Regions from separate parts of the Homo sapiens genome. Here region 2 is linked to region 1. Evidence: chromatin loops called from intact Hi-C (ENCODE). Cell type or tissue: right lobe of liver. All regions are shown on one strand. Each heading gives the region's core, and the rest is flanking DNA. Links, peaks and the distances in the headings are about the cores only.

What was found. Peaks named below come from ENCODE experiments on the same cell type or tissue, not always from the same donor. Only the 100,000 strongest peaks of a DNase experiment are listed, where the experiment ranks them.
Region 2: a loop joins it to region 1, with 6 times the contacts of the local background. A loop is called at or near these places in 19 of 110 quality-filtered maps.

Annotation. Positions count from the first base shown.
Region 1 is chr13:30,328,379-30,343,656 of GRCh38, forward strand. The region is part of intron 1 of LOC124903145 (a long non-coding RNA gene); the gene reads left to right. It overlaps LINC00426 (long intergenic non-protein coding RNA 426), which reads right to left. Exons shown (of 5, transcript NR_024464.2): 5 at 11,888-13,090. Among named protein-coding and RNA genes, the nearest start is that of LINC00427, 16 kb to the left of the region's middle. RefSeq lists an enhancer at 9,497-10,696. In right lobe of liver, for the core only: a CTCF peak has its summit at 6,884 (motif pointing left); DNase peaks (open chromatin) are centred at 6,493 and 6,793; H3K4me3 peaks cover 355 bases; H3K27ac peaks cover 736 bases.
Region 2 is chr13:30,387,384-30,402,661 of GRCh38, forward strand. No RefSeq gene overlaps it. Among named protein-coding and RNA genes, the nearest start is that of LINC00426, 21 kb to the left of the region's middle. In right lobe of liver, for the core only: no CTCF peak of the experiment used is centred there; DNase peaks (open chromatin) are centred at 8,268 and 11,438; H3K4me3 peaks cover 2,545 bases; H3K27ac peaks cover 4,993 bases.

The DNA.
Region 1 (15,278 bases), core at 2,611-10,610:
TGGATTGGCACGAGCAGTCCATCTCTAGGCTGAGCAGAAGGAAGGAAATCACAGCAGAAAACATAGTCCTGGTGAGATGCTCTAAAGTCAATATTCGAACGAAAACATCACTCCTCTACAGTGTTTCCTGTTCCATGAGATGCTCCTTCAAATAATGTCCCCTCCTCAAACACGTTTAAAAAACACTCTAGGCTGTGTCTCCTTCTTAAAGATGCACAATACATATTTGCTTATTAAATCCTCTGGAAAGCCGCAGAGTAAAGAAATGTTTAATTTTTTAATATATAGTTGAGGTAGAATGAACATATGCACAGGTCTTGTATTCAACTCAATAATATTTGAGAGTTTAATGCTCAGTTTACTGCTACCCAAAACAAGATGTAGAATATTTCCATCACCCCAGAAAGTTTCTCCATGCCCGATTCCAGCCAACCCACTGTCCGCACTCAGAGACAACCACTGTCTTACCGCTCATCAGCATCATCTGCCTTTGCTTGTTCTTGGACTATGCCACATGTATTTTTGTGTGGCTTGCTTCTTTTGCTCAGTGTGAAGATATTTTAGTTGTGTCAATGCTGTTGTGTATATTAGTAGTTCTTTTTTTCATTGTTGAGTTGTATTGCATTGTGTATGTAAATAAGTGTGATAGATTATATACATCTATATTGTAATATATAGAGAGATTATATATATATATATATATACACACATATCTCATAATTTGTTTATCCATTATCCTGTTGATGGATATTTGGGTGGTTTCCAAGTTTTGACTATAATGAGTAAGGCTGGTATGAACATTCTTATGTAAGTCTTTTTGTAGACATATGTTTTCATTTTTCTTGGGTAAACATGTAGAAGTGAAATTGCTGGACCATAGGGTATATATGTTCAATGTTATAAAAACTGCCAAACAGCTCTCCAAAGTGGTTGCACCTGTTTAACTTTTTAAACTTAGTATTTCCTTTGTTCATTTGACCACAGAGCCCCACAGATCTGTAAAATGAGCAGGTTGGACCAGACAGCTTTTAAGATTCTTTCCAGCTTTATGCAGTGATAGAGGCCAAGGCATTCAGGAGTGGAGTTGATCAAGGTCAGGATTTGTCTTCTTTCATAAATCGTGTAGGCAAGAGCAAATGACACGAAACCCAGAATAACCAAATGTTGGGAGTAGGAAGATAGAAAACATTGCTGAGTCCAGGGAGTGGAGAAGAGGTAATAACTAGCAGGTAGTCACCTGGACAGAGGCATGAAAGAGGAAATATTTAAGCCAGAAGGAATCTGAGGTAGAAACAATTAAAGCAGAAACCACGGTATACAGAAGACTCCGGCAGTGTTTAAGAAGTTTCTTTGGCCCAGGGGCATCAATAATGATAAGACATTCAGAAAACTCTTCAAGACCACTGTTTTCAAAAAAGGGGGAGTTGCAGAGAGGATTTGGGGCACAACTGAAAATAAGGTACAGTAAAACTATTCATTTTCATTCAATTTATTAGGAATTTAAGTTTTAAATGACATATTACTGTTGGGATATAATTATCTGTGGATCTCTTGCATTTCTGTATTTTTTTTGTTTTTGTTTTTGTTTTTGTTTTTGTTTTTGTTTTTGTTTTGAGGGAGGGTCTTGCTCTATCACTCAGGCTGGAGTGTAGTGGCGAGATCTCGGCTCAGGGAAACTTCCACCTTCCCGGTTCAAGCGATCCTCCCACCTCAGCCTCCTGAGTAGCTGGGATTACAGGCACGCACCACCATGCCCTGCTAAATTTTGTATTGTTTGTTTGTTTGTTTTAGTAGAGACTGGGTTTCACCATGTTGCCCAGGCTGTTCTTGAACTCATGGGCTCAAGTGATCCACCTGCCTCAGCCTCCCAAAGTGCTGAGATTACAGGTGTGAGCCACCATGCCGGGCTGCATTTCTGTATATTTTGAGTAGAAACACTGCCTGTCCTTTGCTCTGGCCTATCTTTTGAAGGATGTTTCTGTAGTGAACAAACTTGAAAACAGAGATCATATGTACCTTGGGAGCAAAGGGTAGGTTTGCCTACATCCTTGGAAGATAGAGATAATAAGTAATCCTGAAATCAAGGGCGTGCATGCTTACTGCCCTTTGTTCAGGTCCCCTAAGCTCAGAATTCCTGTCCTAAAATGCAACCCACTGCATTTGCATGTATAATCTGACCCTCTTCAATCACTCTTTTGAGACGTGGGGAGCCAGTATAAATTCTTTTTTTTTTTTTTTTTTGAGACGGAGTCTCGCTCTGTCGCCCCGGCTGGAGTGCAGTGGCGGGATCTCGGCTCACTGCAAGCTCCGCCTCCCGGGTTCACGCCATTCTCCTGCCTCAGCCTCCCAAGTAGCTGGGACTACAGGCGTCCGCCACTACGCCCGGCTAATTTTTTGTATTTTTAGTAGAGACGGGGTTTCACCGTTTTAGCCGGGATGGTCTCGATCTCCTGACCTCGTGATCCGCCCGCCTCGGCCTCCCAAAGTGCTGGGATTACAGGCGTGAGCCACCGCGCCCGGCCGCCAGTATAAATTCTTTAAAGCACGCTGACAGTTTATCTACTGCTATGGCTGCAGATAATAAACCATCTCCCTGACTCAACAGTCTCACGTCTTTTCCCACTATCCATGAAACTAACTTGGAATAGCTAACTTGTTAGCTTGCAAGTGGGGTAAAATCTCAACCCCTTCAAAGTTCTTGACAATTACATATGAATTCTTGAATAAAAGCAAAAGTTCTTCCTTCACACAATTCCAAAGTCTAATTTGTCAACAAAAGGAATTCTAAAATCAGGAGGTTTCTTTTTTAAAACAGAGGTTCAAGAAATTAAAGATTTCTCAACATGTTGTTCATTTTTAAACCTAACAGCTCTGGAGCAAGTATTTTCCTGCACTTTTTCAAAAGTTATTGTGCTTGTCCCAAAAAGATACTCCCTTTATTCCAGGAACCGACACAATAAAACATCTCTCAGATGCTTGGAGGATCAAACTCAGTCTCAGTTGCTGAGATCACTAGTACGGCCCAAGGGCATGGGCCTTCTGTGCTTCTTCAATTTCAAAGGTTGGCTGGCTCACTGCCCCAGCCCGCCCCATGGAAACCCTGAGCAAGGCACATCTCCTGCGTGGTTTCTGAAAGGCAGAAGATAAATGTCTATCCACAGCGAAAACAGTAGAAGAGCCCTTCAGCACATCTCTGGCCAGAAAGCTGAGGGTTGGTGGCAGGGCGCCCACACATTCAACTTGCCAGTAACAGTCCAGGGTCTTGTTGTTCTGCATTTGCACAGAAATTTAGACAGTCATGGAAGTCAAAGAATGCAGATGACACTGTAGTTCCAACCCCACAGCCCATGTGTCACCTCCTTTGTTTCAGTCACTTCATGGATGTCATCTTTTGAAAATGATCTAAGTCACATGAAGGCTTCCCAGCCACTCCTAGCTTCACATAATTGTATCCTTTTCTAAAATCCTGACCTTCCCTTAACCCATTTCTCTGCAGTGCCAGCATCTCACCAGTCTCCGAAAAGCAATCCCCTTTCTATTCTGAATCAGTGATCCTCTTCTTCATCAGAACTGATTCTTACCTTCAACCATTAAATCAGATGATTTCTTGAGATTCCTTCCAGATACAGTATCAGTCAATGTCCCCCACTCACTTATTCACTCTCCTTAGAATACATATATATTCAGAAAAAAAAAATGACATTGATCCTATCTATCTTCCCTCCTCTTCAAATACAGGTTCCTAAAGTGTCCAGTTTACAAGTCAATTCACTGCTGGATAATTTAATATGTGGCTTACTCTCTATATGCCATAGAGGCAGTGTGCTTAATAAGGTCCCTAAAGACCTCATTTTCAATGCATTGAGCATCTCCCCTCTCTCCTCCTCATTCTCTCTTATCCTAAGGGTGTGTGTGTGTGTGTGCATTGCACACGGTATTGTCTCAATTGTGTCCCCCCAACAATTCATGTTGCATCCCTAATCCCCAAGGTGACTGTATTTGGAGATAGGGCCTTTAAGGTGGTAACTAAGTTTAAATGAGATCATAAGGGTGGGGCCCGAATCCCACAGGACTGGTGTCCTTAGGAGAAGGGACACCAGAGAGCTGTCTTTCTCTGCACATGTGAGCACACACACAGAGGAAAGGCCATGTGAGGACAAGGCGAGAAGGCACCGTCAGGCAAGCCAGGAAGAGAGGCCTCACCAGAAACAAAATTTACTGGCACCTTGATATTGGACTTCTAGTCTACAGAACAGTGAGAAAATAAATTTCTGTTGTTTTAAGCCACCTGGTCAGTGATATTTTTTATGACAGCGAGAGCTGACTAATGCAGCGTGCATGCCCTTTATTGGTTCTTAACCTTTTTATGCCTAGTAAACTATTAAAAGGTAGTAAGCCTAGCAGACTGCATACAATATGCATTCTATTCTGTGTAGTATAGTCTACATAGTATGCAAAGCACACATAACATATTAGATAATTATAGAATGACAGGGCTAGAAGGAAAGGTCACTGTTAACAGCAGAGTGCAGGCTATTTGCAGAAAAAAGGAACAGAGAGCAAATGCATGAGTTGTCTTATTTATATTTCAAATAAGCTCTTCTTTCAGCTAACATGCTTATACCTTGTTTACTCACCATTAGTAGCCATTGATAAATATAACCATTTTAAATTTACATGCACAATTACATTTTGCAAAAAGGTCAACCTTAGTATTTTCATACAGTACCACCTGGTGTGGAGGAGGAAAGTGTGACTTAAGCTAATGTTTAATGCAAAAAGAGGGATGATTCATTAATGGCTCTTATTTCATGTTTCGGACATTGATTGGAGATTTTTGCTTAAGAACCAACCATTTTGAGGCAATTGGGAAAGTTTGAACATGGGTTCAGTCTTAAATAATATTAAAGAATTATTAATTTTGTTAGGTATGATAATGATATTGAGGTTATGAAAGAAAATGGAGAAACAGAACTACTTAGTGGAAAAGAAGAAAGAGGAAGAGAGGAAGAAAAAGAAAAAGGAAGAGGAGAAAAAAGGTGTAACTATAGCAAAATGTTGAGAACTTAAATGGGGGAAGAGCCCATGAGGTTTATTATATGATGTGTGTCTACTTTTGTGTAAGTTTGAAAATCTTCAATATCAACTGCTTTTAGCCAGGTACAGTGGTGCAAACCTGTAGTCCCAGCTACTCGGGAGGCTGAGGTGGGTGGATCACTTGAGCCCGGGGGTTTGAGACCAGCCTGACAACATAATGAGATCCTAACTCTGTCAGAAAAAATAAACAAACAAAAACGGCAAATATTCACTGAATGTCTGAAGCAGGAGTCCATCAGCTGCCTGCCATCAAGGGTAGATGGAAGGTTTGTGAGGCCTCAAGCTTTTACCATTTGGGGAGCCCTCCTTCAGAAAAATGATGAATGCACAATTCCCTTGGGAGGGGCCTGCTCTGGTGACAGGCTCACACACTTGCATTTCATCAGTTCCATAGTAAATCCACCTCTGTCAGCCATGGGTATGGCTTGGTTAGCCCAGTGATTCTTCCTTTTTCAGCTTTTTCTTTTCTTTTTATTATGAACATTTCAAACATAACCAAAAGTTAGAGCGTTTAAGACAATGATCTTTTATGCGTCTGTCATCCAGCTTCCACAACCATGAGTCCTTGGCTAGCTAGTCTTAATTCATCTGTAATGAATTAACCAGCCATTCCCCTCCATCCATACTGTGTTATTTTAAAGCAAATCCCTAATATCATTTTATCTCTAAAATATTTCAGTATGCATCCTTAAAAGATAAGGACTCTTTCAAAAAACATATCACAATATCATTATGACACCTAAAAAAAAACATAATTTCTCAGTCAGGCCAGTGTTTAAAATATATATTAGATTGTCCAGGAGTGAATTGACTTGTAAACTGGACACTTTAGGAACTTATATTTGAAGAGGAGTGGAGATAGATAAGGTCAATGTCCGTTTTTAAATTTCTTTAATTGCCTCAAATATTTTTCTACAGTTTGTTCAGATCAGGAACCAAATAAAATATATATCACAACTGGTTGATATCTCTGTTAAACATCTTTTAATCTATGGGCTTGTCTTCCACATTTGTTAGATTCCTGGCAATGTATTTGTTGAGGAAACTGGGTCATTTTGTCCTGTAGGGTTTCCCACAGTCTGGTTCTTGCTAATTGCATTTCTGTGGTATCATTTAACATGTTCCTCTCCTTTATGTCCTGTAAATTGGTGGTTATATCTAGAAGCTTGATTGGATTCAGGGTTGATTTTTTGACAAATTCATCAAAGGTGTGTACTTCTATGAAGGCACAAGATAAATGGTTGCTTTTTTTTTTTTTTTCAGGTGAGTAGCCACTGCTGATCATTACTTTGACCCATTATTTCCCAATTTTTTTTTTTTTTAGATGTGAGTTCTGTCAGGCAGGGGCAGGGATTGCGTACATTGTAGGGTGCTCACCTGGCTGGCTCCCAAGGCACTGGACTGTCAGAGGATCAGGGGTAGGGACAGCATGGACAAAGGGGACAAGAAGCCAGACTTGTCCTAAATGAGTTCATAGCATGGTCGGAGACACAGGACGTAAACACGGGGAAATAACAAAGATATGTCATAAAGCCGTGCAAATAACTTAGGTAGCGATCCTTCTGGGAGCGCAGAGGACAAGAGAGCAATCCACTTGGGTAGTCGGGGAAGGACTTTAGCCCAGACACTGACTTTCTCCAACGAAACACAATATCGTGTCTGGATGCCCAGTTACCAGTTGGCGTCCACCCTGGGCTTCCTGTTGCAAAACATCCAATCGATTTCTCCTCCACTGTGCATGTTGGACCAAAGGCTGCACAGCCAAGATTCTGACTCCCTCCTGGTTACATGCCCCCTTGTGGTAAAACCACAAATTACAACAGATTTTCCAACCATGAAGATGGGGACAGCCATCAAACATTATCAGCAGGGTGGAGGTGTGGAAAGAAGAGCATCTGTAGCGGGTCCATTCTGTGTCCGGCACAGAGCTGGGCACATCTGTGTGTGTTAGCGCATTCTTACCTCCCAGAGCCCGGTAATCGACCAACATTTGTGGCCGATGCTACTAGGCACGGACCCAGTATCTGCATTCACCTTCTTCCTTTCTGACAAATCCCAATTTTGTTCACGGTGGCAAAGTGCCCCCTAATGCTTGTCTGATCAGACTGGTAGCTAAGATGCTGGCCAGGGGGTTCTAGCTGGAAGTTGGCTGGAGATTTCTGGGAATGGCTTTGCTTTCCTAGTATAGGAGCTTCCCCTTTTTCCCTTCCTGCCTGGAATGCAGAGTTAGGTGGGAGGTAGAGCAGCCATCGTGTGGCCACGAAGAGGCCAGTGTGAAGACAAAAGCTTCACTTCGAGAAAGCAGCAGGAAGAAAGAAGCAACCTGAGTCACAGATGTTCCCAGCACCCCCCAAAATGCCTACCTCTGGACTTCCTGAGAAGTGTGAGAAAAAGACCTTACTTGGGTCCACCACCGTAGTCAGCTTTCTATTATACACAGCATAAACAGAATCTGTCTGATCGTTATCATCATGGTAGTTCGACTGATGTACTAAGATATGGATGTTCAGGTCGCTTAAGAAACTCCCTCAACTGGCCGGGTGCGGGGCTCACGCCTGTAATCCCAGCATTTCAGGAGGTCGAGGCAGGTGGATCAACTGAGGTCAGGAGTTCGAGATCAGCCTGGCCAACATGGTGAACCGTCTCTACTAAAAATACAAAAAAGTAACCAGGCATGGTGGCATGCAACCGTAATCCCAGCTACTTGGCAGGCTGAGGCAGGAGAATCACTTGAGCCCAGGAGGCAGAGGCTGCAGTGAGTCAAGATCATGCCACTGCACTCCAGCCTGGGCAACAGAGTGAGACTCTGTCTCAAAAAAAAAAAAAAAAAAAAAATATATATATATATATATATAAAGAAATTTGTGTAAATATATATGTACGTGTGTGTGTGTGTGTGTGTGTGTGTATATATATATATATTTCCTCAAATTCACACCACCACAATAGGGCACAGCTGGGGCTCAACACCACTTCCCATCAGCTTCTTCACCACCACCCCTCCCCTGCCACCTGATGACAACATATATGCACCTTCTTCTGTTTCATGATACCTCTCACCTGGCAAGCCAGAAGGCTCTTTCTCGGGGGACTGGAGTCATCACACTCTTCTGCCCACCAGAGCCCAGGCTGCTGGCAATGAAGACATCATTCCTTCCTTCCCAGGCCAGTCCTCTTGAACACAGAGCAGTGGCAGCTGCTGGAAATCCCTTCTCCCCTCCAGTGCCTCCACTGCCTGCCCTTTCTACCACCTTGCCCATGTTTGGTCATATCCAGAACACCCCTGTTAAAATAGAGCCATCTTGCTCAGCAGTTCCCCGCAGGTGTTCCACAAAACCCTAGTCCCAAGGGAAGTGACTTTGTATGGCTGGATTTAACTAAGACTAAGATGCACAAGCTTTCACATTTTAATGTCTCTGAAATTAGGATGTTTGTTACAATTGACGTATATTATCAGCAGCCATTTTCCCATGCTTTAACCGATCAGAAATCATATCTCACAGACATTGGCCTCTTAGCTCTATTAGAATGGTGCTTGAAAATAAAGGAGTTCCATGGTGAAATACGTTTGGAAAATAATGGAACAAACTAAATCAATAAACCTTTGCAATGCAGATCTTCTCAAAGCCTTTAACATGCTAAAGTGCCACTCCAAGAGATTTGCTAGGATTATTTGGCCATGGAATTCTCCTTTTTGTAGAGTGCCTCATAGTACTAGTGTTATATGGAATGCAAATTAAGAAACTTAGCTATTATATTCTGGGATAATTGACCAGATTTGCCAACCAACTAGCTGTCTTCTGGAAGAAAGCTCCAAGAAAGCTGCAGAAGACCTAACATGAGAAGCTGACAAGTCTGAAGCGTAGCCCTTTAGTGGAAAGGTCAGAGGCCTCACGGAGGCACTACCACCTGCTGAGTCACTGGAAAACACAGCAGATACCTTCGGGGGAATAATGAAAAGTGAAACGTGCAATGTTGTTAAGTTTCTCCCACTTGACTCTTTATTGGCAGCCAAGCCTACATGCCTTCATCCAGCCCAAAGAAACAAGAGTATGACTAGGGCCGTGCCTTCTTAATGCTTAGATACTATGTCTGACCTCCAGAACCTACAACGACATCATTGGTCTCCCAGATACAAACACATCTTATATGACCCTGGTAATGCTGAAAGGGGAGAGCATTCATAGAGAATTTGTAGTGCTGCTTAAACTCTCCAGGTGATTCCAATATTCAGACAAAATTGAGGCCCATAGTTAAGGCTCTGACTTGATGAAGCAGCGTTTAAATTGTGACAGCTGGGGAAAGATATGTTTCATTGTTTTGGTCATCCCAGCCCTAGGTGACAAAGGCCAAAATGGTAGTGATAGTGAAAATGGAGATAGAGATGGAGATAAGAAATGTTTTAGGGATACAATCTCTGAGGAGAGATTCAGAATAACTCAGGTTTTGAGAAGTTTGGCAGAATGACATACCATGAAGAAACGGGACAGTGAGGAGCAGAGGCCAGGATTTTGAAGGGAAGATGGTTATTTGAGTTTCTACATTGTGCTCTAGCCTTTAGAAGGATGTCCTAGTAGAAATGTCCAGAAGGCAGTTGGAGATGTCGGCTGGATTTTAGAGGGCAGAGCTAAACATTTGGAAGTGATCTGTATCCTGGTTATGTTTGAAGCTTTGGGAGTTTAAAGATTGTCTTCCCTGCAATGCGATACTGTTTGGAATACCACACATTTATAACTGCTGGACTCAGCGTGAAGGATGTGAAGTTCCCGTTCTGCTTCTGCCACTTACCAGTGTGTGACCTCAAACATGACACTCTGCCTTCTCAGCCTCAGTTTCCTTAACTAGAAAGCAGATGTAATCATACCAACCTCGCTGGGCATTTGTGAATATTAGTTGAGAAAATCCTTGTCAAGTGCTTGGCATAATGCCTGGTGCTGAACATGGCCTCCAGCCTTGTCAAGTCTCTCTAACGTCCCTCGCCCCACCCCACGCAACTCCCAAGCAGGCCGTGATTGATAGAAGTCCACTTCTCTTCTGTGCCAAGAGTGACTCTAGCAAAAACAAGCAATCAATTTGCACTCATCTCAATGGTATGTGTAGATCAGATCTTGGCAGACCAATTTAATTTTCTTTGATGGTAGATAGGCCATGTAGATAAAGAATGAGCAAGAGATGTAATCTCTTTGTGCTGGAATCTGACCTTAGATTCCATCACAAATGACTTTTCATCAATTAGATAGAAGGAAATAAGAGAGACTCTCTTCTGTCTTAAGTGCAGGCACAAAGAGCTGAATAATATCACCCAAAAGGCAGCCTATCGATGACTCAGCCTCCACCTAGGGACATCCTCTGTGACCTTACTCATGTCAGAGAGGACCCCATACTGAACATCTCTCTCTTTACACCAACAATGTCTTAACCAAGAATGTCCTAATTAAGGTCAGATGACACCAAGTTGTCAAGCATCCGTCTAAGGTAGGAATAGAGCCAAAATAGCATTAACTGACAGTTCATAAAGAGTGAGGTGCAATAGGAACAAGTTTAACATTAAAAAAAACTATGTAGACAAAAAGAAGAATATATGTTGGCTCGTTCACTAAACTAGTAACCAGTGTCACCCAGAGTTGTAGCCAGATAAGGAATGCTCAAGAATAGCCGGGTACCTGGACACCCCTGATAAATTTAACTCATATCAGAGAAGGCAACAGGAAGGCAGAGGAAAAGGGAAGGAGAGACAGAATGAGAAAGAGATCAGGGAAGAGAAGATAGGGAATTGCAATGTTGCTGTTGTTTTTGTTTATGTTGAGAGTGGAAGATGCTAGTCCATTGGAATTCACGTTCACTTATATGGGCAACAAATAATTTATTGAGCATGCAGTGTGTGCCAAGCACTGTAACCAGTGCTAGGGATATAGCAGTGAGTGGAACATTCAGGATCCTGCCCTCATGCGGTCTTCTTCCTCTACCCAACTTCCAAGTGTTGAGGAGCCCATTACGAGTCCTTAGATGGCTTCTCGTTTCCATCTGCACCCACCGTTCGTATGATCTCATCCACTACCACAGCTTTCCATACCATTCATCTGTGACTCCTTGCAGATTCAGACTTCCATCCCATCTTCAAGTGGCCAGTTATCTAGTTGTCCTCTCAACAAACCACAACCTTCGTCCATTCAAAGCAGAATCTTGATTCTTCCCTCCCCCTGCCCAAACCTCTTCTTTCTCCCATCTCTCCCACCTCCACACATGGCACCAAACACAGCCAAAACAGGGGAGTTGTCCTGGACTCCCACATCCCACGTTCTGTTGATTCTAATTTTCCAGAATTCGAATTGCATCCCACAGCCAAAAAACAGCAGTTTCTTCTTAATTATTTTGCATTCTAAAGATTGCTGCAAACAGGACTAGAGAAGACACCCCCGTCGTCCTTCGCTGTACCCCCTTCCTGCCCTCCAACTGTGACCTTGGCTGAACCAGCCCTACCACTATCAAGCCAACAAGAAGACTGCAGAAAGAGAGGGGTTTTGGGGGGTTTATTGCCTTGGGAGCAAGGACTAAGCACTCACGAGGAACGTTACTGCCTCCCTCACTCTGGGGAAAGTAAAGAGATGAATCCCAAAGTGATGAGAGGCTCGAAAGCCAGGGTCAGCAAACTTTTTCTGTGAAGGGCCAGATGGCAAATACTTTAGGATTTGCTGTCATACAGTGCCCGTCACAACTACTCAGTACTGCCATTGTAGCGTGAAGGCAGCCGCAGACAGTAGCGAATGAGACAGAAATAAATGAGCAAGGCTGTCTTCCAGTAAGACTTTATTTATGGACACTTACATTTGAATTTCATGTGATTTTTCACATATCACGAAATAGTATTCTTCTCTTGATTTTTTTTTCAACTACTTAAAATAGGTAAAAACTATTCTTAGCTCACGGGTTAAACAAAAACAGGCAGCAGGCCAGTCCTGGCCACTGGCCATACTTTGCCAACTCTTAATCCAGGAGAGCCACTCACAGACAATGCAGGGCCAGAAAGGGACAGTGACATCTCACTTCCCAGTAGACCCCTGATAAGCTGCAGAACTGCAGGCCCCTTCTGGAATGGAGCTAAGGGCGATGAGAACATTGTGTGTTCTCTGGAGGCTGGGGACACAGGGAGCCTATGGCCGGGGCCTGCCACTTAGCTGGAAGCTTCTGAAGGCAGGATGACTCAGTGGAGCAGGCCCTGATGCAAGAGGAACAGGACTCATTTGCACTCAACTATCTCTCAAAAATATTATAAAGCTGTGTCTCCTAAACTTCAGCTCTCTCTGCAGTAAATTTAAACTGTTGCGACATTGTTGCGGGTGATTTACTGGGGTGGTAAGCTTTTGCATGTTTTTTGGGAGGTTCCTTTTAAATTTCTACTACCATTGCTATCATTTTTAAGGAGTTATTCAGATGACAGAATGTTAAGCGCTGATAGTGGCTAACAAGGGAGGCTGCAGAAAGTCTATGCTGGGATCTTTAAAACCGTGATCAACTGCCATCTGTTTTGGGAGTTTTAAAGTGAGCCCAGCATGCATCAGGAGGCTAGGTGGGTCACCACTTAAGTCTCCTCCATCTTCCTAATTCCAAGATACGAGAGGAAACAGATGTGCGTTGGGGAGAGTAATGAGAAAGAGCAACTCTGCTTTCCTTTTCTCCAACAACAGAAACAGTGAATATTAACTCCCCAAATCCCTGTGTAACACTCACTGAGTACCCAGCCAAAGAAGTTTCCTTTGAAATTGAATCTGTCTGTCTAAGAGGGTCTACAAAGCCTGCATTTTAACTCTGAAATAATTCCAGTTACTTGAGCTGCTGTTGCTGCTAAAAGATGTTTGAAGAGGAGGAGGAAAAGCCATCTCGATATGACAAGGATTTGTCACTTGCTGCAAAGAAGGCACGGGATTTTTTTTTTTTCCCTGTAAAAGGGGTAGTCAGAGTTGGGAGCTTGTCCCTGTCTTCTTGGCCGAGATTCCTAGAGGAAACACAAATAGACTTTTTCAGGTCACAGGTTTCTCTGCATCAGGTGGTCCGGAGTCTCGCTCAGTTTCTATAAATCAGGCCGTTTCTCTCCAACTTATGAGTCTCCTAGCACTGGACATTCTGGAAATCCAAATGAAATTGACAAATTCGGTTGATGTCATAGCAAATTCAATGCACCTTGCTCTCTTCAGGCTGATTTCAAATCACTGGATTGAGAAGAGCTAAAATCTAGCTTTTGTTTTTAAAAATTAGACTGTATAAACTGATTTTAAAAAAATAACACAGGAATAGATATTATGTAAGATTTTCTATTCCCCGCACCCCCCGCCCCCCACCCCGCCACCAGATTTTTGTGGCCATCACCTTTTCGTGACCAATTTTATTCCCACAGTGCAAGCAGAGGGTTTGCAGTTTTGTGATGCCTTTTCGTTTTTTAGTGCCACATCATTATCAATCAAGATGTCCAGATAAATTACTTAACAGAGAGGCAGTAGAGGCGCTGCTCACATAACCACCCAGCTGAGAAAGCCTTCCTTCACTCACTCTCTTCTGTCCTGGACAGACTCATGTGGTTTACAGTTGCTCTCATTTCCATTTATCAGAAACAGATTTGCAAATGTTTTCTTTTAAGCTGGTGTCCCTTCTCTCCATTGTAATCTCAATAAGTATGAAAAGAGAAATATAGAAAATGAGCAGCATTGCTTTTTATCTCATCACCACTCACTGAGCACCTACTGCATACTCGCCTCCAAGCAGGCGTCCCCTCCCTAACAACAGCACAAGCAGGCATTATTCATCCATTTTCACAGCTACGTAAACTAAGCTGTAGAAGTTCAATAACTTGCCCGGGCTCATACTTCTGGTATGAAGTGGAGCCTGGCTTCCAGCCCAGCTCTGTCTGCCTCCAGCGCCTTTCTCTGCACTGTTCAGCAATGCCTGGCTACAGAACACGGCCAGTGTGGCCAAGCATTTTCCATGACTGTCCCTGGAGCACATTAATTCACCTCCTGAAGTGAACCTCTTTGGGAAGATGAGCCTTTTCCAAAATCAATACTTTTCATTGTAGTTAAGCAATTATGACCTAAAAGAAAATTTTCACCATGATACTGAAAGCCACCAGCTTCACATAAACACCAAACGTGCTGTAACTGAGGAGGTAAGGGGCGAGTCCTTGTCACACATTTCTTGGAGGTCAGGTCAATCCACCTGTGAGCCCAAAATTATGCTGGCAGAAGGAAGAAGCGAGATGATTTTTAATTGTTATGAAGTGTGCTGGTAACTTAAGTTGTTCTGTATTTCCATCCTTGTTTTGAAACCAAGCTGAAGCTCTCTCTGTCTCTCTGTCTCTCTGCTTTCCCTACAAATTGGACAAGAGTTTCTTCTTGGCTTCCATATGACATCAGGTCTTTCCTAAATAAAAGCAATCAATGCAGGAAAAAAAAAAATTCAAAGATAGGATGCCACTCTCTTTCACAACGATTAGTAGTTTTATATTTCCTTCCAGTCTTGTTGATGTGGATTTAACTAGTACATATTTTTAAATGCTAAAAATTGTATGTATTTCTTTTTATACCTCACATTATATCATAAACATATATGTTTCTATATAACCTTTATATGACTAATTACATCATAAACATATTTGCATGTTTCTATATAACCTTTACGAATTTAACAACTGTATAATATTCCTTCAAGTTGATATACCCCAGTTTCTTAAACTATTTCTCTTCTGTTAAGTGTTTGTAGTGTTTCCCTAATATAAGTAATGTTTTGTTTTCACCTAGGTCTTAGAAAAAAAAATAAGTACTGTTAATAAACTTTTTTGGTGTATATACCCTTTTCCCTTTCACTGGAATTTTTATTTAAGCTAAACTGTCAGAAGTATAATTACAGGGCCAAGAGATTTGAATATTTTATGTTTGATCTTTCTTACATCCTGAACACATACATATTATTTTCAACATTCTTCCTGTCATCTTCTAAGCATAATCTGGGAGAAACAGTCAATTCATTTCTTCATTTCTCTCACCCTTGACTGGGCATTGGATTATAGTAGAGCTTGCTCACCCTCAAAGCTGCTGCCAATTTCTTCCTTCCTTTCCTCCTCTCCTCTCCTCTCGTCTCCTCTCCTTTCTTCCTACCTTTTCTCTTCTCTTCTTACCTTTTCTTTCTGACAG
Region 2 (15,278 bases), core at 4,341-12,340, 61 kb after region 1:
CGTCTCAAAAAAATAAATAAATAAAAAAATAAAGGAAAGTAAACAGTCTTTTATTTATTTATTTATTTATTTTGAGACAGAATCTCACACTGTGAGCCACCGCGCCCGGCGAGTAAATAGTATTTCTGGGAGGTAAATAGTAGCAGGCAGATTGAGGAAAAGGAGAATCCAAAGTGCCACCAAAGCAGCAGTGTGTGTCTCACTTTTTCCTCTGAAATACTCTAGGCCGGCCGGGCACAGTGGCTCATGCCTGTAATCCCAGCACTTTGGGAGGTTGAGGCAGGCAGATCAACTGTGGTTGGGAGTTCAAGACCAGCCTGACCAACATGGTGAAGCCCCATCTCTACTAAAAATACAAAATTATCTGGGCATGGTGGTGCATGCCTGTAATCACAGCTACTCGGGAGGCTGAGGCAGGAGAATCGCTTGAACCTGGGACGCAGAGGTTACAGTGAGCCAAGATCGTGCCATTGCACTCCAGCCTGGGCAACAAGAGTGAAACTCTGTGTCAAAAAAAAATAATAATAATAATAATAACTCTAGGCCTAATTCAAGGCACTATGAAAGAATGGCAGCAATAACCTGAAGTGCCTAAAAAATGGAATATTATTTAGCAATAAAAAGGAACAAATTGGCCATGCACAGTGGCTCACGCCTGTAATCCCAGCACTTTGGGAGGCCAAGGCAGGCACATCACTTGAAGTCAGGAGTTCAAGACCAGCCTGGCCAGCATGGTGAAACCTCATCTCTACTAAAAATACAAAAATTAGCTGGGTGTGGTGCCTGGCGCCTGTAATCCCAGCCACTCAGGAGGCTGAGACAGGAGAATCGCTTGAACCCGGGAGGCAGAGGTTGCAGAGAGCTGAGATTGCATCACTGCATACCAGCCTGGGTGACAAAAGCAAGACTCTGTTGAAGAAGAAGAAGAAAGAAGAAGAAGAAGGAGGAAGAGGAGGAGGAGGAGGAGGAGAAGAAGAGGAGGAAGTCAACCGAGAAACTCAAACAGAGGGATATTCTACAACATAACAAACTGGTTTTCTTCAATAGTGACAAAATAATGAATGACAAGGAAAGACTGGGGAACTGTTGCAGATTGAAGAGACTAAATGCACTATGGGACCCTCACTTGGATCTTGAAACAGAAGAAAGACTTAGAGGGAAAACTGGTGAACTCCAAGTAAACCTGTAGTCTAGTTAGTCATACTCTACCACAGCTGCTTTCTTGGCTTTGACCATTGTGCTATAGTGCTGACATTCTGTAAGATGTAAACCTTAGGGGAAGCCGAGTGAGGGATATATAAACAGCCTGTCTAGTATTTTTACTTTTCCGTAAGTCTAAAGTTATTTCAAAATAAAAAATTTTCCAAAGACACATACTATATTAAAATAAGTCATCTTATATCCTTATTCTAAGGTTTATTCAGTAAACTTCTAAGGTTTATACAGGAATGACGTGGACTTGTAAACGGCCCCAGAGCTCAATCCTATTGGGCAACTGTGAGTTGGTGCCTGGGCCAGCGGCCTGGCTGACGCTTCTTGTTCATTCTTCTGCCTCAGCCAGTAGGTTTGGCTAGAATTCTAAGGCCTTAGACTTTGCCGGACTAGAAAAGGAAAGAGGAAAGGGAAGTAAATCGCCGCAGGGGTCAAACCTGCTTTCCTGTGCTCTTCTGAGCTGCTCTCGGCTCCTGCTCTGCAGAGCTAAAACCTCTAAGGAAGCCACTCTTTTATCATCTCCAAAAGATTACGGGATCATATAGTCTAGGCTGCAACTATACCATCTGCTTATGCCCTCGGAATTTTAAAAACGAGACCCATGTTTACAAATGTGAGCTGACATGTCACATTTGTGGAGAAATAACGAAGTAGCTGCCAGGCGGCAGCAAGATTCTTCATGTTCAGAAGCTCCTCCACGTAAAAGCAGGTTACGTCCTGAAAGATCATTCTTAAGTGCACTGTTTGTTAGTTCAGTTGCCTAGGAAGGGTTTAAGCTTTCAGCCCTCAGATTTCTTTCCACCAAACAGGCATGTTTTCAATTCACGCACATGCTCCTCCTCTGAACTGGTGAATGCACTCTCAGGCATGTTTTCCCCTAACAAATCCATTTTTTTCTACATTGAAAGTTCCGTTGGGACAGATAACATCTGCAAGTATTGTAAGAATCTCCTTAGCAGCTTCACAACCTCCACTCCGCTTTGAAGTCAGGCAAATTCAAAGGCGCCTTATATAGAGGAAATATCCGTGGCTTGAGGCAAACATTTCATCACTCCTAGGCTCGAAGTCTTCAAGCAAACAGCTGGCATTCTCCCGGACAGGGCTGGTAGACTCTGTGGATGTCTTGCCTTCAAGCCATGGCGCTTTAAATCCTTTGGGGTTTGTCTACTGTGTTTTCTATCCACTGCTGATGATTGTTGACTACAGAGGTAAGGCAGCTTTTATACATTACACAACTACCCTTTGTCCTTTAGAACCTTTCCTAATGTTGAATGACTCAGTCCATAACCAAGGGCAGCATTCGTTACTTTGTCACTGTTTTCTATTAAAACAACAACAACAACAACACTCTCTCATTTGTAATTGAATACATTAATAAACCCTTTCATGGGCATGATGGAGTTAAACGTGTTTGTAAAACACCTCAACACCCTGTACTAGCAAAGCAAACACACCTTAGACCAAGAGGCCTGCAGCCAAGAACCCTGATCCCAGTCCTTGGTGGTGACTGACCTTTCTCGGGAAAGCACAGCTTTGTTGACAATCATGGACGTTCTCAAGGAGATGGGCTCTGTACTTCCTATAAAAAGCAAGGAGTCCAGGTGTGGTGGCTCATGCCTGTAATCCCAGCACTTTGGGAGGCCGAGGCAGGAGGATCACTTGAGGCCAGGAGTTCCATACCAGCCTGGCCAACATGGCAAAACCCCATCTCTACTAAAAATACAAAAATTAGCTGGGTGTGGTGGTGCACACCTGTAATCCCAGCTACTTGGGAGGCTGAGAATTGCTTGAACCTGGGAGGCAGAGGTGGCAGTGAGCCAGGATCATGCCACTGCACTCCAGCCTGGGCAACAGAGCAAGACCCTGTCTCAAAAAAAAAAAAAAGCAAGGAGATTCTAAAGTTGATCTGCAGTGCACTGTCTCCAGATCAACAAACCTGGAGGCTGGCAAAGTTATCTGAAGAATTTGGGCAGAAATATATTTATCTGTATCATTAAAAAAAAAAAAACAGCCAAGTGCTGTGGCTCACGCCTGTAATCCCAGCACTTTGGGAGGCTAAGGCAGATGGATCGTTTGAACCCAGGAGTTCAAGACCAGACTGGGCAACATGGTGAAACCCCAGCTCTCCTAAAAATGCAAAAATTCAACCGGGCATGGTGATGTGCACCTGTAGTCCCAGCTACTCAGGAGTCTGAGGAGGGAAGATCACTTGAACCCGGGAAGCAGAGGTTGCAATGAGCCATGATCACGCCACTGCACTCCAGCCTGGGTGACAGAGGAAGACTGTTCCTCAAAGTAAAATAAAAATAAGAAAAATAATAAATCAAAGATTAGTTCAGAAATCTGCAAAGTAGGATACACTGGTTAAGCACTTACTATGTATCAAGTGCTTAACCAGTGTAACCTATTTTACATTGTGTAACCAATGCATGCATTGTCATTTAATTCTTTTCTTTCTTTCTTTCTTTCTTTCTTTCTTTTTTTTTTTTTTTTTGAGATGGAGTCTTGCTCTATTGCCTAGGCTTGAGTATAGCGGTGCAATCTCAGCTCACTGCAACCTCTGCCTTCCGGGATCAAGCAATTCCCCTGCCTCAGCCTCCCAAGTAGCTGAGAGTGTGTGCATGTGCCACCATGGCTGGCTAATTTTTTTGTGTTTTTAGTAGAGATAGGTTTTCGCCATGTTGGCCAGGCTGGTCTCAAACTCCTGACCTCAGGCAATCCTCCCACCTCAGCCTCCCAAAGTTCTGGGATTACAGGTGTGAGCCACTGCACCTGGCTGTAATTCTTAAAACACCTCTACTATATAGATATTAGTATTACATATTACAAATAGGGAAACTGAGGCATAGTTAAAGTAACTTGTGCAAAGTCACACGGCTAATTAGGGAGTAGGGATTCCAACCCAGTCTCTGACTACAGAACTCTCAACCACTACGTTGAAGTTTTCAGGCACCACCTGTCTCAGATTCACTCTGACCGTGGGGAAATGAGTATGCATCTACACTCAAAGGTATTGTTACCTTTTTTCCTCACAATACTGTCGTCCAAGAGAATTAGCTCTGTGTCCAGTTTACAACTCTCCCACTCTGCGTCACCTTCCTATCAGCATATCAAAAACCACGCTACCTCCCAACTCTGCTTTAAGAATCTAAAGAACTGGATGCTGATGATGGCAAAGTCTGTTGATAGATCTCAAGCAGTGGCTCTCAATCAGGAGTGATTTTGGCCCGCAGGGGACATTCGGCTATTTTTGATCATCACAACTTAGGTGGGAGTGGGGAGGGGAGCTACCTGGTAGCAGCCAGGGATGTTGCAAAACATCCTATAATGCACAGGTAGCTCTCCCACCCACCCATCAGTCTGGCCCAAAATGTCAATAGTGTTGAGGTTGAAAAACTCTGAGCTAAAAAAATCAGTAATGCTCGTTAGCCCTCGTCCACAGCCCGGCCCGGAATGAAGCATGGCTAGCATGGCGGACACCAGTCAAGAAATGGTATCAGATGGGTTAGCTCTTCTGCAAGGGGAGATGCTGATGCTTGCACTTGGGCTTCTTCCAGCCAGCTAATTAACACATCTACAGATTGCCTGAACTGACAGCCTCCTTTCCCCCAGACAAACAGCATGCTGATAAGCCTTTCCAAAATCAAAATACTGTCCTGACAAACTAAGGGAGTGATTCAGCAAGGTGAGTCTTTCTGCTGCGCGTGAGGCAAAGGCATAGGACCTAGTCTAGAGGCAGTCAATGGGGTGGCATGCCCAGAGTGAAGGGCATGCCCAGAGTGAAGTATGGCATTAGTAAGGGCAAGGGGGCATCGGCAGAGAAAGTCAGGAAAGATCATTACCATCCAATGGGGAGGAGTGGAACTTTAAAACTGGTCAGGGAATCCTGTTGGCTTCACTCGCTTATTATTTTAGCAGGCAATGAGATCATGGTCTGCAAGAACAGAGCTAAAGAGCTGGGAGCTATAACCACATACTGCTGCAAATAAAGTCAGCTCCAGTATGGAAAGGAACACAAGGCATGGGCTGCATTTGATTCACCCAAGGTTCAAGGTCAGAGTTGTGCCATGAAGGCACCAGTGGAGTTGGGGGGAGGCAGACACACCTGGTTTTGAACTCCAGCTTTGAAATACTTCCACCATGTGTAGGCAGAAAACAATTTCTCTGAGACTTCATTTCCCATCTGTAGAGCAGGAGAAATAATAAGAGTCACTATGCAGGGCTGTCCTGAGAAGCAAAGGGTGTGATACGTGTAATCCAGCGCTTGGATAGGGGGCTGTGCACAAAATTAGTCTGGAACAAGAGCCAAGTCGTCCCTCCTGCTCCCCTCCTCCCTTTCCTTGCACATGGTTTTCCCGGGTGCCTGGCTGACAGAGGAACTGTTCCTGGGGCTGAGTCCTGCGATCCCAATAGAGGCTTTTTATTAAGTAGAATTTACACTGACAACCTATTCCATACGATATGTCCAGAGAGCAAGCTCACCTTAAACAAGCATATTCAACTTTTCTAGAGCCCAGAAAATCACTTTTTGAAATACTTATTATGAACCTGGGGTCCCTAGAAGAAGATTTACCATGAAGTTAATGAAAATGAAACTTCAGGCTTCTCACTTCACCCGTCCCGCAGGGAGGCTCAAGCCAGGGCCCCAGCAGCCTATGCATATGGTCACTCACTGTTATAAACTCTGCAATGGTAAGATGTTTAGTTGCTTCAGATCACTGCCTCTTTCCACCTTGACTTCCATTTGGCCACATTTCCTCTCCTTTTGGGTGGCTTTGGAATGGCCATGGGCATTTTGGGGACCTAGCAAAAGAACCCAAGTTAGAGCTACCTTTAGTTTTGGGTTGATTATGATATACTGATACAGTCAATTTCTTTCTTTCTTTTGAGACAGGGTATCGCTCTATCACCGGACTGAAGTGCAGTGGTGTGATCAGGGCTCACTGCAGCCTAGACCTCCTGGGGGCAAGCAATCCTCCTGTCTCAGTCTCCCAAGTAGCTGGGACTATAGGCACATACCACCACACCCAATTAATTTTTGGATTTTTTTTGTAGAGACTGGGTTTGGCCATGTTGCCCAGGCTGGTCTCAAACTCCTGGGTTCAATCAATCTGCCCAACTCAGTCTCTCAAAGTGCTGGGATTACAGGTACGAGCCACTGCTCCTGGTTGATGCAGTCACTTTCGTATAGCCAAGCTACTGCTTAGAAAAGGTTTCTGGGGATATTCCTACGTTCCGACTTAGCTGGCATGGAGTCGTAAAGGCTCAGACTCAAGCATCATATCATGATATGTGCATGTCCCCAGAGCAAGGGGGGGAAACAAGATGTGAAATAGGGTCCTACAAGAGTCTGGGGCAAAGCTTTCCAATCATCAAACTTGTACAATTGTAGGTACACTTAAACGGATCACTGGTCAAGATGAAAGTTCTCACCTTTCAGGAACATAAGAGGCCATCAATGAATATCTGCCCCAAAATGTGGGATAGAAAGGATTTTAGAGATATGTTAGTCAGTTAATTATATGTTTTTCTAAATTTAGTGATACTTTAATACCTAATTTTGTATGTTTGAATTTATATTCTCTTCCTTCCAAATTACATAAGCTTCAGGACCTACGAAACCTAGATTCACCCCTTTGGCTCACATGCTCTTATTTTAGCTTTTTTTTTTTTTTTTTGAGACGGGGTCCCACTCTGTCACCCAGGCTAGAGTGCAGTGGCGCAATCTCAGCTCACTGCAACCTCTGCCACCCGGGTTTGAGCAATTATCTTGCCTCAGCCTCCCGAGTAGCTAGGATTACAGGCACACACCACCATGCCCAGATAATTTTTTTTGTATTTTTAGTAGAGATGGGGCTTCACCATGTTGGCCAGGCTGGTCTCGAACTCCTGATCTCAGCCTCCTAAAGTGCTGAGATTACAGGCGTATTTTAGCTTTTTGAAGAGGGTAGGATGGAGAAAAAGATGAAGAGGGAGAAAACCAAACTTCCTAACTAAATTTTGTGAAATAATTATATTTCAGTGACACAGTGAAATTCTTTGTATGGTTGTTCTTTCTGAAAAGAGCGAAATGAAATAGGATTGAGAATCCTGACTATACCAATAGATTTTCTTTTAAGGCTGCGTCTGTTCTGCAGTGTTTGGGTAAAGCACTTTCTGTGCATTGTGAAATAAAACACGCCTAGATTGTTAAAAAAAAAAAAAAAAGGCTGTCAATTTTCCGTTAAAGCCTTTTATCTGTACTTTACCCCTTCCCTCCAGCAGATTCTAAACTCTTCATTCACACCCACTATTGTCACTTCCACACTAAATTAAACAAACTCAGTTCGATCACTGCAGTTTTTGGAAGCACAAAGTAACACTATACAAGTTAGAGAAAGTGAAAGAACTTCTTTCTAAATTCAAACGGCTGAACAAGGAAACATTCAGGTAGGCAGAGTCCTTGCAGTTTCTGTTCTTACCACAGAAAAACTTAAAGAAGCCACATTCTGGATGTTGTTTTTCATGTTAACAAAAAGTCCAGACGGACCCCATAGCTCACAGTGCTTCTTCTCACCCCTCGCCCCTCCCCAAACTCCATCGACCCAGAAGCATTAATTTCATAAGGAAGAGAAAACTTGGCTTTCTACTAAATTCAGCTCTGAATTCAGCCCTCCATTTCCCAAGGGCTAGGACCCAGAGCCAAGTCAGCCCGCCCCTCCCTCTCGCTCCCAGACCTGAGCTGCGGATGCTGCAGCCCAGCACTCCTCCAGGTTTGGAAAAGGCGGCTACGCTGGGCAAGTTTGGAAAGTTCTGGGAGAAGAGCGAAAGGAGGGAGTGTGTGTTGGCTCTTTTCCTTTCCTTGGAAAGCACTTAACAAGAATGACACCCTACCCCCACATCAAATGCCTTCTCTTGCAGTCCTGGTTGTTTTATAAAAACTGAGTTCGTGTCTTTAATGCCAGGATTTTCTTCCTGGTAGTAAGCATTGGCTAATGATTGCCAGTCGGCTTCTGCGTCTGTGTGCCATGTGACCTGGACACGTGACTTGGAGCCGGCTGTGGTTGTTACTTGTATTTGAATAAGAAGATCAAGCTTATTATTGCAGTAAAAGCCTGTGGGACTTGTCTGTGCAACGTGATTCCCCAGGCGGGTTACACAACGCACCGTACAGCCTCGTCTTCCAGAGGCTCCAGTTGTTTCGTAAGGTAAAACAAACACGATTTTATATTTTCCAAAGTGAAAGTCCATTTTCCCCCTGGAAAGTGTCTGATGATCCTGGAAAAAGATGAAGCCTAGTTTCTCCAAACCCTGTTAGTCCCCTTGGTACAGTAAGGTAGAACTACTGCCCAGCACACAATTAGAGAAAAAAAAACAAATCCAGTCTCCTTTTCAAATAAAGATTTAGGATTGACGTTAGAGAAAAAAACATCCAGTCTCCTTTTCAAATAAAGATTTAGGATTGATGTTAGAGAAAAAAACAGATCCAGTCTCCTTTTCAAATAAAGATTTAGGATTGATGTTAGAGAAAAAAACAGATCCAGTCTCCTTTTCAAATAAAGATTTAGGATTGATGTTAGAGAAAAAAACAGATCCAGTCTCCTTTTCAAATAAAGATTTAGGATTGACGTTACCTTTTACTATTTCCCCTTCTCCCTTCCTAAAAAGTCTTCAAGATATGCTCTTATCTACCTATAAAGAATTTACACTAAAAATGACGTTTTTAAATTTAAAATTTAAATGGCACGTTCATTTTGCGATTTTTTTCCCTTAGATTTCTACAACATTAATAGTTAAATTTTTATTGTCCACATACCCTGTAAAAGAGACATCAGAAGGATTCATCTTTTTGTAGGTGAGAAGAGCTGGATGTTCCCTTCAGGTTAGGATGTATGCGTGCATATATATATGCAAATATATGCAGATTTACCCCAGGAGGGCTTTTCCACGACCAAGAAGGTGACATCTTTACCATGCATGTTTTAATACTTTCCCCACCCCAATGCTGAAGAAGCCCTGCTATAATTTGCTTTCTTCTGCCTCTAAGGGTGATGACTCAACTACAGAGGCAAGATCAGGGAGGAACAATAGCTTTGGTTATCTCTAATGAGCGATCCAATAACCATCAAACCAGTGAGTTCTCTCAGCCCAAGGCTGGCGCCTCTGTGTGGAACCGCAAAGGGCACTTTTCTTTCTTTCTTTTTTTTTTTTTTTTAACTTTTATTTTAGGTTCAGGGGTACATGTGCAGGTTTGTTACACCGGCAAACTCATGTCACAGGGGTTTGTTGTACAGATTATTTCGTCATGCAGGTACTAAGCCTAGGACCAATTAAACATTAACTCTCCATTTTCCATTCCCCTACCCGCTGGTAACCACCATTCTGCTGTTGTCTCTAGACACTCATATAACTAGAGTCACATAGTATTTGTCCTTATGTGACTGACTTATTTCACTTAACATAATGTCTTAAAGATTCATCCATGTTGAAGCATATGTCAGAATATCCTTCCTTTTTTAAGGCTGGATAATATTCCATTGTATGTATACCACATTTTATCTATTCATCCATCCATGGACACTCGGGTTGCTTCTATCTTTTGGCCATTGTGAAGGATGCTGCTGTGAACCTGGGTATACAATTATCTGCATGAGTTCCTTTCAATTATTTCCTTTCAATTCCTTTCAATAGAAGTCATGCTTTCAGTTACTTTGGATAAATATCCAAAAGTAGGATTGGTGGATATATGGTAATTCTGTTTAATTTTTTCGAGGACCCACCGTACCGCTTTCCATAGAGGCTGTGCCATTTGTTTTTTCTAGAGATGGGTCTCCCTTTGTAGCTCAGGCTGGAGTGCAGCGGTGAAATCAAAGCTCACTGTCACCTCGAACTCCTGGGCTCAAGGAATCCACCCACCTCAGCCTCTCCCCGAGTAGCTGGGGCTACAGGTGTATGCCATCATACTTGGCAAAAAAATAAAAAATAATTTGTAGAGATGGATCTCACCATCTTGCCTAGGCTGGTCTGAAACTCCTGGGCTCAAGCAATCCCACCTGAGACTCCCAAAGTGCTGGGATTATAGGCATGAGCCACCACGTCTGGCTGAGGCTGTGCCATTCTGACCCTGTTGGTGGTTCAGGTCTTTGTAAGAGGTGAGCTTGAAAAAGACATAAATTTTATTCTTTGATTTTCTAAAGACTCACTAATGCTGGACATGGTACCTTGTTTCTGCCTTAGGCTCTCCTTCTACAGAGGGAAGATGGCCGTTACTATCTCTCTCAGGAAAACAAGGAACTATGGCAAGTGTTGTTGAGATAGGCTGGGAGAAATTTAGTTCAAAATATGGTATATGGCCGGGCGTGGTGGCTCACGCCTATAATCCCAGCACTTTGGGAAGCCGAGGCAGACTGATCACCTGAGGTCAGGAGTTCGAGACCAGCCTGGCCAACATAGTGAAACACCATCTCTACTAAAAATAAAAAAATAAAAAAAAAAATAGCCGGGTGTGGTGGTGCACACCGTAGTCCCAGCTACTTGGGAGGCTGAGGCAGGAGAATCACTTGAACCCGGGAGGCGGAGGTTGCAGTGAGCTGAGATTGCACCACTGCACTCCAGCCTGGGTGACAAAGTGAGACTCCGTCTCAAAAAAAAAAAAAAATACAGTATACCCTCATCCTAAGTTTTGGGGTCAGAGACTGTGCTGTCCCTTCCTCCATCATGAACTGTGCCCCTCTTTCCAATGCATAGGTCAAGGTTAGGGATGGCCATAGGGCCACTTTTGGGGGCCTAAGTTCTGATATCTGCATTGCTCACCAGACATGTATGTCAAGGACCTTCTCTGAGACAATGCTGCTTTTATAAAATACCATCCTTAGCCAGCAGACATATCTTGCCTGCATTTCTGACTTCTGTTTCAGCTCACCATCTTCCTTTTCCTTTGGTGTGGGCTACACGTCTAGAGGGAAGAGAAGCCATTGAATGTCTGTCAAAATCCAGCCAAGATTTCACTAAGAATATGCTAGCTGTATCCTTTCTCTCAGTCTCCCCCTTCCTGACCTCCTGGCCAGCGCTGACTCAGGATAGCAGAGGCTCTGCCAATTTCAGGGCACGCTTTTGCTCTCTGTTCAGTCACAGACCCACGTTAGGCCCTGTCAAAGCAGGAGAGGCCCTACACCTCTCTCATGAGGCACATAAGCAGTATTGGCATGCTGTTCTTTGGAAGGTTCCCCACAACTGTCCCTCGGCCCTCTGGCACTTTGGACAGGCTGGCCTTTTGGGCATTACCTGCCAGAGTCTCCGGAGTGTCCTCTGAGACTGGCTATGGGGAAACAGGGAAGGGGAAGGTGCTGGCGCTCATGCTGGAATAGTGCAATGTTTTGATCAAAGTTCACAGAGTGATCACTCCAGAGTAGCTGTGCTGTGTTTTTAGTCATGCTGACAGCAGCGAAGTGGCCTCTACACAAAGCCTTCTCTTGGTGCAGGATCAGAAACAGGGCTGGAGGGGGAGAACTCCTCGGTGCCGACTTACAAGGTCCCTAAGAAACAAGATCCCACCCGTATCTCCCAACAAAGGTTCAACTCTTGTTTCTGAAGCATGTGCTGCTAAATTAATTAGTCCTTAGTGGCCAGGAGAGAAGGGCCCTTGGTCATTGTAGCCATGCGGGTAATGCCCCACTGTCCCCACTCTCCCAGCCCCATCAGAGTAATACCCTACTACCCCCACTCTCCCAGCCCCATCAGGCCCCAGGGCTTGGCCTCTTGGAGGTGACTTACCCCTCTGGAGTGAGGCTCCATGAGGGCAGGGCCCCCTCTCTCTTAATCACTCTTGCATCCCTGACACCTGCAATCGTGCCCTGCAGAGAAAACATTCAATCAATATTTGTGGAATGAGTGAATCCATCACTGCAATTTTCTGTCCTGGGCTGGAGAATGGGCTTGCCTTCTCTTTAGAAGACAGTAACTGATGGCCTCGATGGAAAAGAGACAGATTCTCTCTATGTTGCCCAGGCTGGTCTTGAACTCCTGGGCTCAAGTGATCCTCCCACATTGGTCTCCCAAAGTGTTGGGATTACAGGCATGAGCCACCACGCCTGGCCTCACCTATTAAGAAACAGATTTTGCAGTAGGTTATGGGAAATTCTAGATGGAGTATTAGCACAGGAGCTGGGCTTGATGGGATATGAAGGAAAAAGGTCCCAGGAAGCATGATAGGAGAAAATGAGACAGCAAGTTTCAGATGTTCTCTGCCTTGATTTTATGACAACATACAATAGAATAGGGCATGTTACAAGAAACCATAAAGAATATTCCAAACGTTTTTTTTCTTTTGAGACGGAGTTTTCACTCTTGTTGCCCAGGGTGGCTTACAGTGGTGTGATCTTGGCTCACTGCAACCTCCGCCTCCAGAGTTCAAGTGATTCTCCTGCCTCAGCCTCCTGAGTAGCTGGGATGACAGGTGCACACCACTACGCCCAGCTAATTTTTTTGTATTTTTAGTAGAGATGGGGTGTCACCATGTTGACCAGGCTGGTCTCAAACTCCTGATCTCAGGTGATCTGCCCACCTCAGCCTCCCAAAGTGCTGGGATTACAGGCGTGAGCCACCACGCCCGGTCAAGAATATTTCACACTTATATAAAGCATGTACTAAATAACTCTAAGTAAATAGGATCCATAACTTGTTAGCTTGAATGCAAGGTAAAAATAAAATACAAATAAATAAAACAAAATAAATAAACAGGGTATTTTGAGTTGCTAGAAAAGAAAGAAAACCCTCATTTGGAAAAACCACAGGCCTCCTTGGAAGAAGTTAAGCTGGTGGTTAGGATGGGATCAAATTGTTGTCTTTATTAACAGCTGACAGTTGCTGTGAGTAAAACTCTGATCAACCCATAAACCCAAAAGCAGATCAGATGTGGGAGAGTTCTCCTTCAGCTTTCCAGCAAACTTGTCTCCTGCTTCAACCAAGTCAGACCTGGGCTGAGCCTGCAATGAAGAGCCTCAGGTCAGAGTCCAAAAAGTCATTAGGAAAAACATATGAATGGTAAAGCCACAAATAAAGATACCACCTAACTTCTCTACCTAGTGCCTCATGTAATTGTCAGGCTACAGGAAAGAGCGCTTACTTAACTCTGCGCTTGGCACTTGACAAATGTTTATTGGCTACCATTATTATTGTCATTATTGTTATACTGATGTGCCACAGATATAGCCATTAACTTTCCAAGTCCCAAATTAGAAACCTCTGGTGTAAAATTTGTTGGGTGCAGTGGCTCATGCCTGTAATCCCAACACTTTGGGAGGCTGAGGTGGGTGGATCACAAGGTCAAGAGATGGAGACCATCCTGGTTAACATGGTGAAACCCTGTCTCTACTAAAAATACAAACATTAGCCAGGCATGGTGGCGGGCGCCTGTAGTCCTAGCTACTCAGGAGGCTGAGGCAGGAGAATCACTTGAATCCAGGAGGCGGAGGTTGCAGTGAGCCAAGATCGTGCCACAGAGCGAGACTCGGTCTCAAAAAAAAAAAAAGTGTACATATACTCAGAGAACAAGATAGGCTACTTTGATCCAAGACTATCTAGAAAATTTCAGGCTGTGTGTAGCCCTTTTCATGGGCTCACTGTTGACAACCACTCCAGCCTAGTTGTGAAACTTACCCAAGTTCGTGTATTTTTGAGGGTACACAGGGTAGTGGTTCATCCAGCAAATCTAAATCCCAGTTGTTGCATTCAATTCAATTCAAACCACACATTGAGTACCTAAATGTAAAATATTGAGCAGGGTGCTCCGAGGAATAGAAAAATGAAAAAGATGGCCCTGTCACTCAGACGCTCAAATCGTCAAGTCGTGGGGAGGCTACCAGGCACAGGTACACAAATAACTCTAATTCAAGGCAGACAGCCCCAAGTGACACACAGAAGTATAAAAAGAAAATGCACTGGGAATGTGATGGCCTGAGGGATTAATTCCTGCAGGGGACAGGGGAGGAAATGGGAAGGGCTGCCCTCATGCTGAGTGCTGGGACTGGGGGAGATCAGCTTCATGATTAGTTACTGACAGCACCTGACCTACCGGGCTTTGGGGGGCAGTTTAAAGTATTTACACTTCATTTGGGCCCAGAAAGAAAATGAGTGCTCTCCATCCAAAACTGGAGGATAAAACTCCACAGCTAGAGAGCTTGGCTGAGGTCTCAAAGAGACGGGCCGAAACCCAGGCAAGAGAAGGATCGTGGCCTGAGCTTAGGTCCGCACGCTGCCCACGTTTCTATTCATCTCCGCAATTACAGACCTTTCAGGCGCCTTTCTCCACACTGCAAATGGACCTGTCCTTGAACAAACTAATTAATGCTAATGTGTTAGGAGAGGTTAATAGATTGTAGGCCTGCAAGCCCCTCGAGGCAGATACTTGGATTTGATGGTAGAATTTCATTGCACGGAGTGGTGAGAGACTCGTTTTAAGCAGTTTCCGTTCTCATCTCATATGAAGGAGGCCATCTCCTTTGCTTGCATGCAGAGCTGTCTCCGAGTGGGAAATTCTCCCCAGCATGGCTGTGTCCTATGCAGCCACTAGCATAAAAGCATTCCTCCACCCCTTTAAAAGGCAGGCAAGCTGGGCACAGTGGCCTGTGCCTGCAGTCCCTGCTACTCGAGAGGCTGAGACAGAAGAATCATTTGACTGCCCGAGTTTGAGAACTGCCTGCGCAACATGGTAAGACCCTTGTCTCCACAAAAAAAAAAAAAAAAAACAGTCAGGCATACAATGTTGTTGGGGCACAGAGGTAGCCATGAGAAAATCTACAAATGAAAGACCCCACACAGTGGGCCTAGCCCTACTCATGATCCCACTTCTTCAACGTAAGAGACTAGCACCTTTCTCCACTACAGTCATGGCCAAGTTTAACTAATGAGTTGGGAGCTACTTGGGGGCCCTTTTGACACCACCAGAGCCGACAGAGATGCTCACAGCACTGAAATATGGAGAGTTTGAAGAATGTAGGACAAACCAGGAGAGCGATAATGGCCATGGGACAGGGTAGCTGGCTTCAGAAGTAGATTTGGAGCATTTTCAGCTCAGCTTGTTCCAGGCC